2 separate regions of the Homo sapiens genome follow, and region 2 is linked to region 1. A link is an interaction called in ENCODE POLR2A ChIA-PET data of the cell type or tissue named here. Cell type or tissue: PC-9. All regions are shown on one strand. Region 1 overlaps DYNC1H1 (dynein cytoplasmic 1 heavy chain 1). Region 2 overlaps PPP2R5C (protein phosphatase 2 regulatory subunit B'gamma).

Region 1 (2,500 bases):
TCTTGTTTTATTTTTCTTTTTAGCTTGGCATTCATTAAACGTACTCCCGTGATTGATGCAGATAAACCCGTGTCTTCTCAGCTCCGGGTCCTTACACTCAGTGAAGACTCGCCCTACGAAACTTTGCATTCTTTCATTAGCAATGCAGTGGCTCCTTTTTTTAAGTCCTACATTAGAGAGTCTGGCAAGGCAGACAGGTAAAAACTGTGGTTTGAATGTTATATTTCACTTAATGTTCACAAGATAGTATAGAACTCGGTGTAAAACTTGGGAATTGGGAGGGTAACGCTAGTGAGCCGAGGGGATATAAACCCTGTGTATTAATAAATATGTGTGTCATTACTATTTGACAGACCTGAAATGATGGGATCTCTTTGGAGACCAATAGCACACTAAATGTTGAGGTATGAAATCTGTTTTTAGGGATGGTGATAAAATGGCTCCTTCAGTTGAAAAGAAGATTGCAGAACTCGAAATGGGACTCCTTCACTTGCAGCAAAATATTGAAATTCCGGAGATCAGCCTGCCGATTCATCCAATGATCACAAATGTTGCAAAACAGTGTTATGAGCGTGGAGAAAAGCCAAAAGTTACAGACTTTGGTGATAAGGTTGAAGACCCAACATTTCTTAATCAGTTACAATCTGGAGTTAACCGCTGGATCCGAGAAATTCAAAAAGTAAGAGCACAGGATTGAAAGTTATGTAAAATATGTTACTCTTTAATATCTTTGGGAAAACTGATCTGGATTTTGTAAGTGAGGTAAATTATGTGATAACTTGTTAGTGGTGCCGCCTCTTGGTCCTGGGACTGTCCAGTGCAGGACTAGCCTTGGTCTGGGTGGAATGGTCAGGGGACAGTGTGAGATTGCTTGAGTAGTCACCCTGATAGAGCATTAATCTCAGCAGTCGTATACCTTTGATTTCAAATCAAGCCACTTTTGATTTACAGGGAAGGAAATCTACTTGAAATATAAAAATTGAGTTGTAATGCATGTGTTTTGTTAACGATATCTATTCTACCTTGTTTAAATAGTGAATACCCTTGGGTGTTATTTTATTTTCAAAGGTGACCAAACTGGATCGAGATCCTGCATCAGGAACTGCCTTACAGGAAATTAGTTTTTGGCTAAACTTGGAACGTGCGTTATACCGCATCCAGGAGAAACGGGAGAGCCCGGAAGTTCTCCTGACTCTGGATATCTTGAAACATGGCAAGCGCTTCCATGCCACCGTCAGTTTTGACACTGACACAGGTAACAACTAGAACTAATAATCTGATCAGTAAGTTATTGATCTGGCTTTTACGAGATCTTACTTGATAATTTAAATGAAAACTATAGTTTTCACAGATGTACTGTCGTTTTTAACCATTTCCTTTCTTACATCACATCTTATCTTTCCCTCAGTTCCAAGTAATGAAAATTATTCTCCTACACACTTAGCTTTCCCCTTTCCCTTCAGGGGATTTAAGAACATGAAACAGTCTCTAGGTATGAGCACAGATTCCTTCTTGTTTCCCCACTGCTGGGCTCCATGAGTCATCTCCACGAGTCGGCTGTACAATTGGCACAAAGTCAGGTATGCTTTTGACAGGCCAGGCAAGAAGGTGGTTTAAGTGAAGCAGTTCTATTTGCCCAGAGGGTTGTGGAAAAAGAACTGGTCAGTACCACTTTCTCTTCCTCTTTTTACTTGCCCCTTTCTCTTCTTTGTCTTCCTCCCTATTCTGACAAGTGGCCAAAATGAATTTAGTTTTCTGAGTGGAGAACAGTGCCAGTGATGTTGTTTTTTGTTTTGTTTTGTTTTGTTTTTTTCTTTTTAAAATTTTTAAAATTTATTTTTTTTAAGAGATGGGATCTCACTTTGTTTCCCAGGCTGGAATGTGGTGGCATAATCATAGCTCACTGCTGCCTGGAGTTCCCAGGCTCAAGCCATCCTCTCACCTCAGCCACCCAAGTAGCTGGGACTACAGGGATGTACCACCATGTCCAACTAATTTTTGAATTTTTGTAGAAATGGGGACTTGCCACGTTGCCCATGCTGGTATCAAACTCCTAGTCTCAAGCAATCCTCCTGCCTTGGCCTCCCAAAGTGCTAGGATTACAGGTGTGAGCTACCACTCACAGTCATTATTACAATTATTTTTAAATTCTTTTAAAAACTTTGTAACTTGACTGAGCTGCATTAGCACGTACTAGGTCTACAATGTTTGAACACGAGGCATTATTAGGCATTTCTGTTCAACTCTGTGCTCACAAAAGACATGTTAGAACAAGTAATTAAGACAATAGCAGTTGTCATGTTCTCACTTCCCCCAAAAAACGTATGGTACCCACATCTTAAATGTTAGAGAAAATTGTAAGTAGAAACCTTCCGGTTACTTAGATCACATTGCACACATTACATGCGCATTCACTATGCTGAAATGTATACTTTGATTTTTTTAACACCTCTGAAACTTTTGTTTTTTTCCTAATACTTTTTTTGATCTTATGCCAAAG
Region 2 (2,500 bases), 60 kb before region 1:
ACTTGTTAAGTTGACCTTGTTACTGCACACAGAAGGAAATCACAGTCGGTGTCTCTTCTGTGAGGGAACCTGCCTGGGAGTTTGTGGCCACGTGTTCATTTTTAAGACACGAGGCTATACACAGTTAAAAAGCCAATTCTTGGCCGGGTGTGGTGGCTCACGCCTGTAATCCCAGCACTTTGGGAGGCCGAGGCAGGCAGATCACCTGTGCTCAGGAGTTTGAAACAAGCCTGGCCAACATGGGGAAACCCCATCTCTACTAAAAAATACAAAAATTAGCCAGGCTTGGTGGCAGGTTCCTGTAATCCCAACTACTTGGGAGGCTGAGGCAGGAGAATCGCTTGAACCTGGGAGGTGGAGGTTGCAGTGAGCCAAGATGGTGCCACTGCACTCCAGCCTGGGCAAGAAAAGCAAAACTCCGTCTCAAAAAAAAAAAAAAAAAAAAAAACCAATTCTTACACATTAAATAGCTTAGGGTTGGGGAATTTTTATTTTTGGTATAGCCTTTGACTTAGGTCAGAATTAAAGCTAGACAAAGAATAAACTAGGTCCAAAATGTGATGTACCTGAAAGGTGTGTGCATATTTGCAATTTAGGTCCTGCTCTGTAGTAGATCAAGAACTTGATCAAGAATGCAAACCAAAATAGCATTCTCTCCTGAGTAAAGCTGCCTTTGAAAGTCAGGCCTAGTATCTGTGTGATATTCGGGGCCCCAGAACGTCCAACTGCTTGGTCTGTCCACTGCCCTTAGAAAGGGGCACGTCCCCTCCTGGGAGGGTTACCTTATACAGTGACAGGAAGGAACCAGTCCTATGGCCATCCACGTGTCTACTTGTAAATACACACACAGGCAGGACAGTTCTTGGAGAACTCCTGTAGCATGTCTGCTTCCTTGTTTTCACAACTCTTGAAATTGTATTCTGTCACCGGGTTTCCTGTGTGACTGATATTCTTACAACAGTGATTCCCTCACCTCATCCTTAGATCTCTATGAATTATGTTCCTGAGTCAGAAGACTCAGAAGAGTCATTGGGATGTCTGTTTTCCCCAGATTAACGTGCTCTCCATTAGAATCTCAGCAGGCTTTTTATCCTCAAGAAGTTGAGAAAGCTAATTCTAAAATTCACATGGAAATGCAAAGGATCTAGAGTAGCCAAAACAACTGTGAAAAAGAACAAAGTTGGAAGACTAATAATACTATGCAATTCCAAGACTTCTTATAGTTTTTGTTTGTGTTTGGAGACAGGGTCTCACTGTGTCACCCAGGCTGGAGTGCAGTGGTGTGATCACAGCACACTGCAGCCTCAACCTCCTGGGCTCAGGCGATCCTTCTACCTCAGCCTCCTGCAGTGCTGAGATTACAGGTGTGAGGACCTGTGCCTGGCCTGACTCCTTGTAGATTTCTGTGGATCAGTTGAATCAATTGAATTCAGTTGAATTCAACCTATCCAGATGAAGGTATTTATGAAGTGCAGTCTCTAGGTGTAATATTTGAAATGATAAATTCTGCTTTTTTTTTTTTTTTTTTTTTTTTTTTTTTTGAGACAGGGTCTTGCTCTGATACCCAGGCTGGAATGCAGTGGCACAATCTTGGCTCACTGCAGCCTCGGCCTCCTGGACTCAAGCAATCCGCCCACTTCAGCCTCCCAAGCAGCAGTGACTACCGGCACCACCACACTCAGCTGATTTTTGTATTTTTAGCAGAGATGGAGTTTTAACATGTTGGCTAGGCTGGTCTCAAACTCCTGGTCTCAAGTGATCTGCCTGCCTTGGCCTCCCAAAGTGCTGGGATTATGGGCATGAGCCACCGCGCCCAGCCAATAAACTTTTCTTAAGTTGAAAAATGTTTGGAGTCGTTTTCTGGAAATTCTGAAAGCACTATGGTTAAAGCAAAAAGAAGGTACCAATTCAAGTCTGCAGTGAGCTATGATCGCACCACTGCCCTCCAGCCTGGGTGACAGAGCCAGACTCGGACTCTGAAAATTAAAAAAAAAAAGGTACCGGGATGCAGGAAAAACGTGCACAATTTGGTGACCAAATTGACGTAAGAAATGATAGCTGAAAATTAAGCTTTTTTGGTTTTTATATATAGTCATTTGATTATATTCAGTGCCCTTTTAATTTTATTTTCAGCTAACTTTATTTTTCCAAAATAATTTCACATTTCTTTGAGATGATGTGAGTGTTGGGTAGGGAGAGGTGTGAGAGGTAGTTGAAGGAATAGCTGGAGAGTGGGAAGCAGGCTCTGATGCTGATGGATGGAGTAGGCTGGATTTTTGTGGAGAAATTCAACCATGTATCTACCTATCCTTTATTTACATTTCCTTCAAGAAACTAGTATAACCCTATACAGAACATTCAAAGAAAACTAGCAAATATCATGTGAATAACATTTATATTATAGACATTTTAAATGTTTGCAATTCTCATTTTTAACAGTTGGTCGGGAGAAAAGCAGTGTCAACCACGCAAGTAAGGAAGGTGTAGAGAGACGGAAGGT

What was found. ChIA-PET counts read pairs that join two places held together with the same protein. Peaks named below come from ENCODE experiments on the same cell type or tissue, not always from the same donor. Only the 100,000 strongest peaks of a DNase experiment are listed, where the experiment ranks them.
Region 2: POLR2A ChIA-PET joins it to region 1 with 16 read pairs; 5 of 35 experiments call an interaction of 5 or more read pairs at or near these places.

What each region holds. Positions count from the first base shown.
Region 1 is chr14:101,979,296-101,981,795 of GRCh38, forward strand. It overlaps DYNC1H1 (dynein cytoplasmic 1 heavy chain 1), which reads left to right. Exons shown (of 78, transcript NM_001376.5): 3 at 24-197; 4 at 424-679; 5 at 1,069-1,255. Among named protein-coding and RNA genes, the nearest start is that of DYNC1H1, 16 kb to the left of the region's middle. RefSeq lists an enhancer at 1,765-1,814. In PC-9, no CTCF peak of the experiment used is centred here; DNase peaks (open chromatin) are centred at 1,106 and 1,556; H3K4me3 peaks cover 723 bases; H3K27ac peaks cover 2,500 bases.
Region 2 is chr14:101,919,545-101,922,044 of GRCh38, forward strand. The region is part of intron 15 of PPP2R5C (protein phosphatase 2 regulatory subunit B'gamma); the gene reads left to right. Among named protein-coding and RNA genes, the nearest start is that of DYNC1H1, 44 kb to the right of the region's middle. In PC-9, no CTCF peak of the experiment used is centred here; no DNase peak of the experiment used is centred here.